Regions from separate parts of the Homo sapiens genome. Here region 2 is linked to region 1. The links are chromatin loops, found by intact Hi-C in ENCODE. Cell type or tissue: PC-3. All regions are shown on one strand.

Region 1 (8,000 bases):
CCGAGCCGGGGGAGGAGCCGCCGCCGCTGCCGGAGCCCGGGGAGCCTGTGCCGAAGCCCGGAGAGCCGCCCAAGGAGCCCGGCGAACTAGTGCCGATGCCGGGGGAGGCGGGTCCCGGGGAGCCGGTGAACGAGCTCGGGGACGAGGTGCCCGAGCCGGGAGACGGGGTCCCCGAGGAGCCGAGCGCTGAGCCCGCGCCCTCAGGAGTGGGCCGGCTGCCGGCGCGCGACTCCTCGTATGCTTTCCGGTACCAGCTTTCCGGGGAGAAGGGCGCTGCGGGCTTGGTGGGCGAGCAGACTTCATTCACCTGCGGGGAAGACACGCCGGTGTCAGGGGCTGCAAGGCGGCGGGCTGCAGCGCCCAGGAGCTGGGTCATACGTGCGCCACCAAGTACCCGCTCGAACCGCCCACGGGAGTCGGTTGGGGACCTCTCCAAGCCCTGCGGCCAAATTGCCCTCCGTCTGTCTCGTTAATTGTCCTTAAGTGAGTCCCCACCGCCCAGGTGACCCCTGCGCTGGTCCCCGGTGGCCTCCTCCTGGGGTCAGGAAGGGGACTCGCTCGGGGCCGTTTCCACGGCTTCTGCAAGGCGGGGGGGATCCATAGGTTCAGCGCCCCACGCTTTTGAAGCCGGCACCTATCCCAGCAAGATCCCGGGAACAAAATCCTGGAAGACCCTATGGGGGGGGTAGGGGGAGGGCTGTGATTTCAGGATTTTTATTCATACGGGGTCCAACTCTCCGGATCCTGCAGGTAAACGAGAGGCTCTCACGGCTCCAGCTAAACGATCCGAGGTACTGCCCAGCATTCATGGGAAACCCTCCCCTTCGGCTTCACTCTGCCTAGAAGTGCAGGAATGCGGCAAAAGTTACGGGTGCGTGGAAAGGAAGGAACGAGAGGGCTGAAAAAATTCCGAGAGCGAGGCGAGCGTGCGGGCGTCCCCGCGGCCGACCCGCCTCCGCGCACTCACAACCCCGCCAGCCCCGGGGGCGCCTCTGCAGCGGGGGAGAGCTCGGGGCCGGGGCCGCACGATCCCGGGGAAAGGGGGACCTCCGCCGAGATGGGTCTGGTAACGCGTCTCCGCGTCGTACCGTCACAACTTACCCCGTATTTCTTGCCCCTGGTGGAGACCGCAAGCCTCTCTTTATTCCCAGCTACCGAATTCATGGTGGCTTTTCCAGAGGAGAGTATCTAAAGGTTCCACCGACGCTACATCCAGAAGGTCCTCCAACCCAGAAGCGTCCCCCGGCTGCAGGGGGCTGGCTCTCAGCCCTCAGGGCAAGGTTTCTTCAGCGGTGGGGTGGGAGGGAATGAAAGCAAATGGATCCCACAAGTAATAGCACCAATTTGCAGAAAGGGTTGGGGTCGCTGGTTTATTCTTCTCTTCAAAGCATGCTTTTCCTCGTCCCCTTCTGCCTCTTCCAGCCGCACGTCCTCTTGTCACGGCCACATCCACAGAACTGGCATTTTCTTCAGCCAAGTCAGTCCGTGCTCCCCCACGAGGAAAGCGAGGGATACAATCAGGGCTCGCGGCCGCTGCCGGGAAGGTGGGAGAGCCGAGCCGAGTCAGCTGTGGGAACTTGTCTCCTTCACCGAGCTTGGTAACTGAGTTCAAAGAAATTCTCCCAAAATATAAAGATCCAGACTCGGGGAGGAGCCTCGGCGTGTCGCCGAGCCAATATCCGCCGGCCCGTTTCGCCTGACAGTTGCGCGAGGGCCGGGAGAGGGGCGGCTCCGCGTGGCCCGGGAGCGGTCGGCGGTCACAGCGCGCGTGTGCGCCCGGGCGCAGCGCGGAGGAGCCTCGGGAACCTGCCGCCCTCGCCGCGCCGGCCGGGATCCATTTTATGTGGCGGCGCTCGTGCCTGACATTGCGAGGCCTGGAGCCGGGCTGGGGCTGGGGGCGGGGGATCGTCGATCTCGCCGCGTGCGGGGAAGTTCCTGGCGCGCGGCCCGGGCCCGGGGCTCTAATGAAACGCCGCTGCGCGAGCCTGGAGCCCGGGGGCCGCGCGAGCGAGCGTGGCTGGACGGAAATGCGGTGCCCCAGCCTCCCCCGCCCCCAAGTTCTTTCTCTTCCTGACAAGGCTTGCAGGTCTGTCTGTGAAACGCCGTGCAAAAGGGATTGAGTCACAAACAAGTCCACAAACATGCCGGGTCCTCCCCCCGCCCTTTGTTCTCGGAGAGCTGCCGGGCAAACCTTTTCTGGAATTGCCCTACCGACCCCGGGCCGGCCGGGGGGCCACCCTCCCCGACCGCAGCCGCAGGACTAGGGCCCTTGGTCCCCCGCCCGCCCGAGCCCCGGTCTGTGATGGACTAAGCCGCCCGGGGCTGGGACAGGTGAGCCTGGTGACCCAGCGGGCCGCTGCCGGGCAGGGGAAACTGAGGGCTTCGCCGCGCTGCACGCGGACGACTCTGGCCTGGAGAGGGGGTGTGGCGCGAGCTGGCCTTGGCCTCTCCTTGCGTGGGATCGGGCCCCTCGCCCCCCGCCGCCCGTTTCTTCCTGCGCCTGGGCCCCGCGGGGTCTCCGGAGCACCCCGTCATCGCTCCCTCTCCGATCGCCCCCCGCCCCAGTCCCCCGGCGCAGCGCCCAGGAGCGCAGGAAGCCGGCGTATGCCAGGCTCCACACGTGGCTGCTCTGGGGTGTCATTTTTCATTTCACGGGAGGACATTTCTTCTGGTGAGCCAGCAGGTCTGTTTTGTTGTGACCTTTAATTAACACCCCGCGAGACGCCTCTGGAAGGACTGGCCGGGCGCAGGGATCACGTGGGGTGTAACGGCATCTCCGCGCCCGCGGGGAGACCCAGCCCGGGGGTGGGCGAGGGCGCGAAGGACGTTCAGGGCTTTCTGGTCGCTGACTTCCTTCTGAGCTGTGGACGACGCAGGAGGGGGCAAGAAGACAAAGGTTCGGGGTTCTGGAAGCCTGGGGCCACGCCCCCACTCTGCCTTCCTCGGGGACAATTTCTTCTGTGCCTCCCGTGCTCTGCCCCACTCCTCCCCGCTCCAGCTCCTGCGCGGGAATATTTCACAGCCACCAAAGCGAGGTAAAAAGGTCAAAAGGAAGATGGCAAGAACAGAGTGGACGTTTCCGTTACGTTCCCACTTCCAATTTAAAAGCGATCCTATCAATAGGGGACCTTAGGGGGCAGGTACACCTCCAGGCAGCACGCGCCAGCTCCCACCCGCATCTGTATTTCGCGTAGGTGCCGCGAAACACATCATCGCCATTGGCCACGAGCCGCTTATCAGCCAAAAAGCAGCGTGTGGTGAAACGAGCCGGCGAGGCCGCGGGTGGGGAAGGTGGGGTGTCGAGGGGGAGTGTTGGGGAGCTGCGCGATCCACCTCGGAGACGGGGGAGCCCAGAGCTGCTCTGATTTGCATTTCTAAGTAGCTGGGGGCCCAAAGCGTGTTTGGTGGGCTCCGAGCGCCCTCTGTTGATTAAAGTTTATAACCGGAGGCTCTGCAAGAGTTTTTAAGAAGCTTTCAAAAATTGATGTTTATGTAAAATGTATATACATAAGATGAAACGCACACATTTTAATTGTTAAGTTCTATGAATTTTGACAAACGTGTACTCTGCGTAGGCCACCACCTCGATCAACATCTATAAATTCCTGTCCCTCTTGAAGGTTATCTACCTTTTCCCAGGCAATCCCCACCTCTCATAAGAAACTACTGTTCTGATTTCTATCAGCATGGGTTAGTGTGGACTGATCTGGAAGGGTTTTTAATTCATAGAATCCGTACAGCATGTACTCTTTTGGGTTTGGCTTTTTTCACTTAACACAGGTTTTTGAGTTTCATGTTGTTGCTAGTATGGGTCTGTTTTCTATCTCTACTCTCTTTCATTCTTCTGTCTCTCATGCCTTTTTTTGTTAATTGAATAACTTTTCAGTATTCCAGTTTCATCTCTCTGTTGACTTTTTAGCTCTGATGATTATAATATGGATTTTTTTTTTGAGGCAGGGGCTCACTCTGTTGCCTGGGCTAGAGTGCAGTGGCGCTATTATGGCACACGGCAGCCTCCATCTCCCAGGCTCAAATGATCCTCTCTCCTCAGCCTCCCTAGTAGCTGGGACTACAGGTGCACACCACCACACCTGGCTAATTTTTTTTTTTTTTAAGTAGAGACAAGGTTTCCCTGTGTTGCCCAGGCTGGTCTCAAACTCCTGAGCTCAAGCTGTCTTCCCGCCTCCGCCTTCCAAAGTGCTGGGATTATGGCATGAAACCACCATACCTGGCCTATAATATGAATCTTTAACATTTCATAGGCTACTTAGAATTAACATTGTGCCGCTTCACCTAAAATGTAGACTTGCAACCTCTCCATCTTACCTTCCTCCTTTGTGCTACTAATTTGATATATTTTACATCTACATGCATTATAAAATCCACAAAACAATTTCATCAATTTTACTTGAAACAATCTGTTGTCTTTCAGTGAAAATGTCAAGTTTTTTATATTTACCCAGTTTTGTCATGTCTGGGGCTCTTTATTTTTTTTCCTTTAGAGGCAAGTTTCTAACTGGGTCATTTCTTTTAGTGTTTCTTATAGTGAGGGTCTCCTGGCAACAAATTCTCAGATTCTGCTTATCTGAAAATGTCTTTGTTTCACTTTTGTGTTTGAAGAATCGTTTAGCTAGACGTAGAATTCCTGATTGACAGTTATTTTTCTTTCAGCCCTTTGAGGATGTCATTCATTGCTTTTTGGCCTTCCTTGTTTCTGATGAGAGGTCAGCAGTAATTCATATGGACAGTCTCCTGTATGTAATGTGTCTTTTTTTCTCTGAGTTCTTTGAAGATTTTTTCTTTGCCTCTGGTTTTCAGTAATTTGACTATAATATTTCTATATGTGTTACTTTTTGTATTTATCCTGGTTAGGGTTTGCTGAATTTCTAGGATCTGTAAATTGATCTGTAAGTTTTTTACCAAATTTGGGGGATTCTCAGCCACTACTTAGTCAAATATTTTTTTCTGCCCTGTTCTCTCTTTTTCCTCTCCTTCTGGGATACCAATTACATGTTTGTTATTACAGTGCTTGATATTGTCTTATAGGTTATTGAAACTCTGTTCATTATTTACATTTTTACCTCTTTACAGACGGAATCATTTCTATTGCTCCTTTATTAAGTTCGCCAACCTTTGCTTCAGCTGCCTCCAATCTGCTGTTAAGCTGATGCAGCTGATCCAAAAATTGCATATGTGTGTGGGTGTGTGTGTGTGTTTCCAGTTCTCTGTTTTTTTCCCCCTTTAAATCCTTAAACATATTTACAGTAGCGTATTTAAAGTTCTTGTCTGAATTCCAACCTCTGACTCATTTGGGGGTCACTTTCTATTAACTGATTTTTCTACTGACTCGGAATCACATTTTCCTGTTTCTTTTCATATTCAAGAAATTGTAACTGTATATTGAATATTGTAGATGCTACATCATAGAGATGCTAGATTCTATTCCCTTCCTTGAGGAGTATTGATTTTTGTTCTAGCAGGCAGTTAAGTTACTGATGGGTCACCTCGAACTTGAGGAGGCTTGGTTTCATGCTTTCTTTGAGTGGTTCTAACTAGCTTTTGCCCTGAGATCTAAGGAAAATCCCTTAGTCCTGGGACTGTTCTTTATCCCCGAGGCGCAGCCCTTCTGCAGCTTCAATGGAAAGCCTAACCGCTTTGCCAGTCCCCTCTAACTTGGAACTCAGACTCCAACTCTGCTCCGTGCACTTGACAGGACTTGCAGTCTCTGCTCAACTCCTTCACCATGCAGTTCCTGCCTTCTCTCGACTTCCTGCAGCTCTTCTGGGTGTTCAGAGTTCAACTCATCAGCCAGATTTGAGGGAAATTTTAGTGGATTTCAGGGCTGCCCCAGTGTGGCTCTCTCCTTTCCTGGATTCTCCTTCCCCCTCTCCAGCTACTCTTGACAGCCCTGAACTTCACCATGGAATGCCTCAAACCCTACGACTGGCTTTTTTCTTGTGCTCTAGTCACAGTGCTCAGCAGACTGGAAGGAGGGCCCTAGAACCCTTCTTTTAAGGATTAGATCTTCGAACCCCTTCCAGTCTCTGCCTGCTTCTGGCCATTCTCCAGGGCCCTTAAATGGGTTGGTCATTGTTGTCAGTTTATGAGAGTTTTCTTTGGGAAATTCAACGTTGTACATAAGATACTCCCGAATTCTAGTTTTAACGGTGGCTTTTTCAGATCTACCTTGGGCTTTTGGAATTCTTGTTGTTTCAAGGGTTTTCTTTCTATGAATTAGCAGCCTGTAGCTATAATTTGATTCTCTATTAGACTGAGGAATTTCAGTGTTGCAACTGAAACCTTTACTCATTACTCATAGATAGATAAATGATATAGATTATAAATATACATGTTTTTCTTCTTCACATTTGAGGATGTTAACACTATTACTTCAAGATTTAGGTGGGAAAAGACACTCATTTTAAGAATGAAAAAATTATATACTGGCTTATAAAAGCCAAGAGTTTTTTTTTTTTTTTTTTTTTTTAAGACGGAGCCTCACTCTGTTCCCCAGGCTGGAGTGCAGTGGTAAGATCTCAGCTTATTGCAACCTTCACCTCTCGGGTTCAAGTGATTCTCATCCCTCAGCCTCCCAAGTAGCTGGGACTACAGGCATGCACCACCATGCCTGACTAATTTTTGTATTTTTAGTAGAGACGGGGTTTCACCATGTTGGCCAGACCAGTCTTGAACTCCTGACCTCAAGTGATCTGCCCACCTCGGCCTCCCAAAGTGCTGGGATTACAGGTGTGAGCCACCACACCCGGCCACCAAGAGCTTCTATGAACATCAATTTATTGATTCCGTTGATATCCCTGGGTGAAAAACATATCTTTCTGGTGTATCCATGAGTACAAAGTGCAAAGAAAGCTAAAGTCCATTACCTGGCTAAGAATGAAATTTTTATTCCATATTCCTTGTTGCTTAATTATTAAATGGACATAACTTCTTTGGGAATGCCTCACGGGACTTTTATATTTCAGAGAATGCAGTTTAGCTTTCCCATTATTTATAACTCAGGGGTGAATAGATCATAAATTTTATAGCTAAAATATATTATATCATTGTGTTTTTGAAAGTCTGAAAGTATAAATCAGAAATAAAAAACCAGCCAGGTGCGGTGGCTCACAACTATAATCCCAGCACTTTGGAAGGCCAAGGTGGGTGGACTGTTTGAGCCCAGGAGTTGAAGACCAGCCCAGGCAATATAACGAGACCTCATCTTTACAAAAAATACAAAAAAAAAAAAAGCTAGATGTGGTGGTGCATGCTTGGTAGTCCCAGCTACTTGGGAGGCTGAGGGGAGGATCATCTGAACCCAGGAGGCAGAAGTTGCAGTGAGCCAACATGGCATCATTGAACTCCAGCCTGGGCAACAGAGCAAGACTGTTCAAAAAAAAAAAAAAGGCTGGCAACTTCTAATTGCTAAGTTGACTGTACAGTACAGCAGATTTCACTCCTCTTCAATATTTTGCTTTCGAAATAATTTCCATATCAGTTCAGGCACCAACATGCCGACAGAGCCACTGAAGTGCGTGTGCTAGAGACGGCTGTGTTTCTCCTTGAAGAATAATTAAAGCAGCTTACACTGGCCACGTGGTATCTTGATGAATATGCAGACAATATTTGCATATGATCTTCTGGTGTTCTGAGGACCGTATGATCATGCGGGGGCCACCAGAGAGTCATCGGCAAGCTGGTAACGTGAATCTGTGTGCCTGGTCATTATTGTGGTATAAGAGGAGGGTTGTTATCCTGCAAGCTGAGAAAGGGTTTCCACTCTTGAAATATCATTTCAATCATTAATCATTTTAGCCTTATAAATTCCTTCCACGCTAAATTCCAAGGCTTGATTTCAGTCTGAAATTAAAAGTTCAGATGATAAAGGTAGATAGAGAGAAAAGATATGAACCAAATTTGTGTAGTCAGAGTGATACATTTTTTTTTGGTTGTTAATTTTATTTTGTTTTGGGGTTGGGGGAGAAAACTTAAAAAAGATT
Region 2 (8,000 bases), 850 kb before region 1:
TTGTCTCTGCAAGTAGATCATTGACCAGGGAGCTGACTCCAGACTCCCTTTCACGAGGCACCCAAATCTTTCCCTTCTGGGAAGAGAAAGCACCTCATCCCATCCTTCATGGCATCAGTTTTCCTCTTGAATAGAAACCTCCCACAAGGCCAAAGACAAACGCACATGCTTCAGAGTCTTGCTTTCTACGGATTGGGAAGGATAAGTTACGGTCCTGTGGGATGGGTAGCAGAGTGCTGCCTGATAATCCCTAGAGAAGGATGTCAGGCCCCAGTCGTGGCCGCTTCTCCAGCAGCCTCTTTAGAATGTGGGGAGTTGATCACTTTCTGTCCTCAGCTTCGGGCCTTAGCCTCAGTTCTGGCCCAGGAGAGGAAGCCCCTCTCAGCAGCACCTCAGAACAGAACCGTGTAACAGGAAGGAAGGGAGGAGTGAGCAGGATTGAGCAGTCCAGCTCCTGCCCATGCCTTTTCTCGAGCTCTGGCTGTGTCTGCTCTTAGATTTCATAGTGCTAATTGGTTTTCATGTTTTAGAGGCTCCAGGCTCCTTGATCTTGTTTGTTATGGAGTCTTCAATAGCCCCGCGATTATGTGTTCATGATTACGTTAAGCACAGTTAATATAGCTGTGGGGTCTGCGTGGAGGGCTCCTTCCGAGACAGCTCACCTCCCTGTGGTGTGTGTCCCTCTGTTCTCAGTGGGCTGAAAGACAGGGCAGTTTTGTTAGGCGAGACAGGTCAGTATTTGGCACTTGATGTCTTTTAAATTGTCTCTATTCACACATCAGGAAGGCTGCAGCTGATTTCCATTTATTTTTTAGTTTTTTAAAAAATCTTCTGAGAATAAGTCAGAATTATACAGGGGCTGCATATCACTTTCCAGCTTTCCCCCTAACTTTGTAAGTATGTGGGGAAAGACAGATGTGCAGTAAGGGCTTCTCACATTATCACCCAGGAGTTCCGTCTGGGAAACAGGGAGCACGTCCCAGTTCCCCTTTGGTAGGAAGAGGAACCTACGTGGGTCCAGCCTGGATATCCCTGGACTGTTCCTCACCACCCGTGTCTCCCCTGTCCCGCCCCCCGCCGCCCCTCCAGCACCCCAGCCCCTCCAACATCCCAGTCCCTCCAACTCGCTCATCAGTTTTAAGGTAGAATAGCAAGGCGGGCTCTTCCTACAAAGTAGATTTTTACTTTAACAACTTTAAAATCCACTTTGGGGCTTTGGGGGACCATGACATATAGGTTAGATTTCTTTTAGCAGTCAGGACGTGGTTGTGCTTTCAACACAAACATCAAATCACCGTCTTTAATTTTTAAAACCAATCCTAAAACAGTGTAGTAGAATTGCTTCCCAAATGTCAAGATCCCGCCTTTTCTCCCCTTTCAATATCTAGCTGTCTTCGGAGTATATAAAACCCATTCACAGAGCTTGGGAACAATTAGGTTCTCAAACTCCACATCTCATATGGAGGCCAATTGAAGATGAACATCTTTAAATGTCAAGAGGTGTGTGTTCTGGCCTGTAACCACGGCTCCATATGTGTGCTGGTTCTGACAGGGGCCCTAAATTCAGTGACGACGTCTGGTAATGATTGAGAGTGACTGCTGACTGGAGGTTTGAAGGACCTGGCTTCCCCCACTTTTTCTTTCTTTATCCCTTTTGCAGTTTTCATAGGATTCTCTGTTTGTGAGAGGATTCTGCAGTAAGCAGGTACTTGTGTTTTGCTTTTATAACATCACTGTAAGCGTGCCCCTTTACATGCTTAAACTATGCCCATATGACTCTCTGCAGAAAACTGGACCTGTTTCCTAGGCCCTGCTGTATTCCAGCTGAGAGGAGGCATAGGACATACCAAGGGAGTTTTGATTTGCTTATCCTCACATCCTCTAATTTAATGGGTAGCCCTTTATAGAGACAGGTGACTATCCGCATTTTAGATGAGCAAACCAATGTTCAGGGAAGTTGCCCAAGGTCAGAGAGCTAGTTAATTGAGAAACCAGGATTGAAAATCAAATCCAGTTCCAAGTACAGCGTTGGCTCCACCATATGTGATGGTCTTCCAGCTGTAAGCGTTTGCTTTGCTACTGTGAGAAACATTTATACTTGTCTGCTGAGTCATAGGGCAATGGGAATATTTTTGGCTTGCTCTATCTGGCTAATTAAGCAATGGCAGTAAGATAGGCAGAGCCCACATTTTTGAGGTTTTTCTTTGTAACCAACATTCTTCATGTAATGTTTCCCCCTTAAAATGTTAAAATTAGGCCAGTCCCAGTGGCTCATGCATATAATACCAGCACTTTGGGAGGCCAAGATGGGCAGATGGCCTGAGCGCAGGAGTTTGAGACCAGCATGGGCAACATGGAGAAACTCCATCTCTAGAAAAAAATACAAAAAAATTAGCCAGGCATGGTGGTGCACGCCTGTAGTCCCAGCTACTCGGGAGGCCGAGGTGGGAGGATCAGCTGAGTCCAAGGAGGTTGAGGCTGCAGCGAGTCATGATTGCACCACTGCTCTCCAACCTGGGTGACAGAGTGAGACGCTGTCTCAAAAAAAAAATTATTATCCCTTATTCTTTTATTTCTTATAGTGTCTGTAGCATATAGGCCTCCCCAGGGAACAGTGCTGTCCATTTTCTGGGTTGCCCTGCCTCAACACAACTCTCCAGACCACCCTCTGTCTGGCCTCAACCCTACGTAACCCTTTGTGTGCACATACATTCCCTGGGCTCCCAAGGATAGAGCCTCTTGCATGAGGAAGCTGGATGAAAGCCTGGAAAGGTTATTTTGTTTAAATTCTTACCTTGAAGTTCCTTTGGTGAGGGAGCCAGCCTGGAAATCATTCCAGAACAGTCGTGTTTCATAGTTACAGTGTAATCGGGAGGCTGTCATTCATGGCCATTAAATTGCTTCCTTTGAAGTATAAGAAAAACCAGGACAACTTTTATGGCCCTTTAACCCACAGGATTGTAGTACACATGAATGAAAGTCAAGTGTGTTGTGGACTCTTGCAGGTACTGTGGCTGGCAGAATTCCATCTTCACCCTGGTGCTCATTCATTGGTTGACTTTCAAGTGAAAACTGGGGTGAGCGGTATCAGAATCTTGGAAGGCTTTTCTTCTCTCTCTTTTTTGCATTTTTATAAAACAAATCAGAAATGAGGAGTCTTATTTTGTAGCTTGACTAAAAATGAGAATTATTATTTCTCTGGTAGATCTCTTTGGGGCTGGGCAGCACCTTCTAGATGTTAGCACTGTGCTGGCCATTTTGCGTACCGATTTCCATTTAATCCTCACAGCAATCCTATGAAGTCGGTAGGCTCATTCCCATTTTACAGATAGGAGACAGGCTTGAGAAGGCCCCTTAGTAAGTGGCGGTGCCCGAATTCCAATCGAGGTCTGAGCCAAAGCATGTGGTTTTGCTCCCATGCCCTGTGGCTTCCCAGAACTCATACCTGAGCTTATATAACAGAGGAACATTGGTGGAGCCCCAAGTCGTGGGTCCCAGTATCTCTAGGATAATCACTTGTGTAATAAATCACTTAGATTTACACGACTGTATTATATTTTGTTCTTAAGAGAATCACATGGGAAAACTGTGGAGAAAGAAAGGCAACAAAGTAAATATTAGTGTTTAATGACTAGATGTGTGAGATATTTATATTACATATTATAATAAATTTAATGCTTCATGACATTGATCTGTATGTAATTTAAAGAGATGCTCAAAATTCAGATCATTGGAATAATAAGCAAGGTAGTTTTACATTGCTGAAAAAGGTACATCTAAAGGCAATGTATTTCTTATTGAAAATTTTGTTGATAGCTGAGCCGTTCAAAATGGGGTGGGAAGAGATAAAAAGGAATGGGGAGGGAATCTTTCAGTATGTGGATTGTAAAGTTACTCTACAATTGTTCTGAGAGGAGATAATCCATAGGACGTAACAATGTGTGAACTTCAGCTGTCCATATTCCTCAATAATATATCCTGTCACCTGTATTTATTGCCTGGAATTGTTGCAAGACGGAATTAGTCCTAAAAGAGTTTGATTAGGTCATGATAAGTCCCACCGCTCCACCAGATGGCGCTGTGGTAGCATAGCTACACCTGATGCCCCTGCCAGAGGTTTGAGAAGCAGATGACAACCTTCTGTGGGGATCCTCCAAAGCCTAATGACCTGTGAATTGGAGCCCCACAGAACAATAGAGTTTTTCCCCTTTCTGGTTCTGGGTTCGGTTCTTCTGTGTGCCTACACATCTTCACTTGGCATTTCTTCGCCCCTTTACCGTCTTTCCCTCCGCCTCTTCCATCATATCTCTTCCCTGCTCACCAATCCTCCTACCTACAACCTTTCTCTTCTCTGCCTTATCCTTCAGACTTCTTTTCTCTTTGGTGAGTGTAGAACGCACTTACATCGTGCGGTGGTAAACTGAGATGTTTCCGTGTGAGCCATGCAGTGAGGCCGAAGAATGGGTTGGGAACTACTGTAAGAGGAGGTGGCCGGGCGCGGAGGCTCAGGCCTGTGATCCCAGCACTTTGGGAGAGGGAGGTGGAAGGATCACTGGAGCCCAGGAGGTCGAGGCTGCGGTGAGCGATGATTGCACCACTGCACTCTAGGCTGGGTGACAGAGCAGGACCCCGTCTCTAAAGAAATAATAATGGGCCGGGCGTGGTGGCGGGCGCCTGTCATCCCAGCACTTTGGGAGGCTGAGGCGGTCGGATCACGAGGTCAGGAGATCGAGACCATCCTGGCTAACATGGTGAAACCCCGTCTCTACTAAAAATACAAAAAATTAGCCGGGCGTGGTGGCGGGCGCCTGTAATCCCAGCACTTTGGGAGGCCGAGGCGGTCGGATCACGAGGTCAGGAGATCGAGACCATCCTGGCTAACATGGTGAAACCCCGTCTCTACTAAAAATACAAAAAATTAGCCGGGCGTGGTGGCGGGCGCCTGTAATCCCAGCACTTTGGGAGGCCGAGGCGGGTGGATCACGAGGTCAGGAGATCGAGACCATCCTGGCTAACACGGTGAAACCCCGTCTCTACTAAAAATACAAAAAATTAGCCGGGCGTGGTGGCGGGAGCCTGCAGTCCCAGCTACTCGGGAGGCTGAGGCAGGAGAATGGCGTGAACCCGGGAGGCGGAGCTTGCAGTGAGCCGAGATCGCGCCACAGCACTCCAGCCTGGGTGACGGAGCGAGACTCCATTTAAAAAAATAATAAAATAAAAAGGAGGTGGTCATCTTGCCCGTCAGACCGGAGTCTCCTCACAACTGGCATGCGCTTCTCAGTGGACTTATGACTTGTTCCTGCAGTGAATTTGGCAATGTCTCAAAAATGATGGGTTTGGTTCTAGTAAACAGAATCGTAAGGAAGATAGGGACTCTGCAATTACAGTGGTGGATGTGGAAAGTATACAAAGTATCTGTGATCTCTTGGGGATCGCCCAGAACCAGAGCTGGAAACCAGAGCTGGAAGACTGGCGGCCGGAGAATCTGTCAAAATCTCTTGTTCTGAACAAAGGAAAGAGATCCAGAGGATCCCAGGTCTCTTTCTGGCCAGTTTAATGCTCTTCTCTGAGTAGCTGCCAGCTCCCAAAAGGCAGAGCATTGATATTCAAAGAAAGGAACCATCTGTGAATGTTATTTACTGTAGGGTCTGCAATTCTGAAAATTATCAGCCAGGGCAATGACCCCTGTTTGACTATCATTTGTAGTTCAAAAAGAGGATCATGGAAAACATTTAAACTATTTTCTGTCTTCCCCATAAAATGTTAGTCATTTATGTATAGGATTATTATTGTTTCCGTCTTCAAACCACAGCTCGCAGAGCCAGCGACCACATGATGAGAAACAGCCATGCTTCTTAGATTTTGGCAAGGGTGGCTAATGTAAAAACGGCCCATCTCCAAAACATGATGGATGCCACATACCCCATGGTTTCCAGGATGAAGCCAGACACTGTCTCTTCCATAGTACCTGGAGCAAGGAGAAACTTTCAAAAACATCTGCACCCTATAAGGTTGAAGATGGGTTGGCAAGAGGAGGACGTGCTTGTGGGAATCATACTTGTAGGTAGGCAGACGTGTTTGGACTTGCCTGGCATATTTTTCTCCTTGGAGCAATTCATCTTCTCTTGACATAAAACTTTCTCACTAGTCAGAAGCAACACTTTCCGAGATGTCATTTAATTCACACTAACAAATTACAAGGAACTTCAGGTGAATAGGTGGGAAGGCAGCGTTTGGAGCTAGCCCGATAGGATCCTAAATATGGTTCTGTCTGTTGGCCTTAGAGTATCATTTGCATCAGTCTCGTTTCCCTCCTCGTCGGGGGCGCAGGACAGCGGCCTCATTTCGTAAGACTTGAGTGAAGTGGTGTAAATGGGCTGATAATTGGTGGGCTTCTTCTTACCATCACAGAACTTTAGAAATTAAGGAAAACCTTACTCGGACAAAATAAAGCAGTCTCTAAGTTAGCTAGACTTTCGATCTATGTGGAATGTAGAAATGTGATCTTCTGTTTCCAAACACTCCATATGTCATAAGTCAAGATGTGGCTTTAGCAAATACTCACTGATAGATATGTTCTGTTAGATACGTTCTCTGTCTTCCAGCATCTTACAGTTTACTTGACAAGGTGAACTCAGCGAATCACCAGTGATGAGTGTAAGGCTTGTAGGCCTTGTATTTTAGTCTCTGTTATCTTGATTAGTGAGCGCCCTGGAAATGAAACTCCTTAATAACTGTTTTGGCCATGATGCAAAATAAAAGGTCATCATTGAACTGTGTGTATGGTGGTGTCCAGGGGAGGGGGAAACAGAGAGAAGTCCTGTGTGGTCCAAAGGGGCTTTTTAGAGTCTGGAGAAGGTTTGTGTCATTTTTGGTTTAGGGGCATGGTTGATGCTATGGGACATTCTAGAGAGAAATGGAAGGTGGACGCCCCCTGCAGACCACAGCCCTTTCTACCCCAGTGGGAGAGAAGGGAAGGAAGTAATATCCTATCTCCATCTTCACATTCTGTTTTTTTTTCTTCCATGTTCCTTTTTTCTCCTGTCTCCTTTTCCTTTCTCCTTTCTGTTGTCTCTTCCCACCCCTTCTGGGAAGAACAGAAAAAAACCGACACTTATCGGTGCCCTGCCATGTGTCATCATCTTGCCAGCTTAAGGGTAAGAAAGAGGGTGGGGCACAAGGAGCCGAGTAGCTGTGTAGATTTGTCTACAGCCTGGCAGTCACAATGCCTCCATTGAAAACCCAAGCCGCATGATTTATATATCTTATCATCATCACGAATTTTTATTCTGAGAAACTAGGCAAGAGAAAACATCTTCAGTCAACCATTACTGAGTGTAAACTAGGAGTCAAGAACAGTCATAGCCTATCTCATTTAGCTTTCTTAACCCTGTGAAGTAGGTATATTATTCCAATTTTATAAAAGAGGAACTAGGATTCAAAACGTTGAGTGAACTAGCCAGCATGTTCCCTGGTGCCTAGCAGGTACTCATTACATACTCGCTAAATGAAGAAGTAAGCAAAGTAAGTCATTGAGCCAGGATTTTAAAGCAGATTTTATAACCTCGAGTTCCGTGCTCTTTCTGCTTTATTGTTTGTTTTCTGGGAGAGACTTGGGTGAGCCTAAAAGATCAGTAGTATCCTGTACTATTTATGGAACAATTAATATTTGACTTTTGAAATAAGAATGCAGTATGTTGGTTTCATTAGTCTTTATCTCTCTTTCTCTCTCTCTTGCTTTAGGTAGTATATAATTGTTTATACATCCCTATCCTTAAATCCTTTTTCTTTCTTTCTTTTTTTCTTTTTTTGACTCACTCTTAGGTCTTTTATACTGGCAACCAGCTTAGTTGTTTAAAAACATAGATTCCAGGTCAAGAGTTTCTGGGTTTAAATCTAGGTTTTGCCATGTCTTGCTCTGTGATCTTGGGCAAGATACTTAACCTTGCTGGTTTTCAGAATTATTAACTTTAAAATGAGGATAATAATAAAAACCTACA

The links. Peaks named below come from ENCODE experiments on the same cell type or tissue, not always from the same donor. Only the 100,000 strongest peaks of a DNase experiment are listed, where the experiment ranks them.
Region 2: a loop joins it to region 1, with 10 times the contacts of the local background. A loop is called at or near these places in 102 of 110 quality-filtered maps.

The regions. Positions count from the first base shown.
Region 1 is chr1:245,148,589-245,156,588 of GRCh38, reverse strand. KIF26B (kinesin family member 26B) reads right to left here and starts at 1,604. Exons shown (of 15, transcript NM_018012.4): 1 at 1,102-1,604; 2 at 1-307. The coding sequence starts at 1,164. RefSeq lists silencers at 1-195, 2,063-2,262 and enhancers at 2,117-2,792, 2,793-3,468. In PC-3, a CTCF peak has its summit at 3,413 (motif pointing left); DNase peaks (open chromatin) are centred at 2,098 and 3,418; H3K4me3 peaks cover 3,516 bases; H3K27me3 peaks cover 5,285 bases.
Region 2 is chr1:245,999,404-246,007,403 of GRCh38, reverse strand. The region is part of intron 5 of SMYD3 (SET and MYND domain containing 3); the gene reads left to right. Among named protein-coding and RNA genes, the nearest start is that of SMYD3-AS1, 110 kb to the left of the region's middle. In PC-3, a CTCF peak has its summit at 4,070 (motif pointing right); DNase peaks (open chromatin) are centred at 2,123 and 4,073.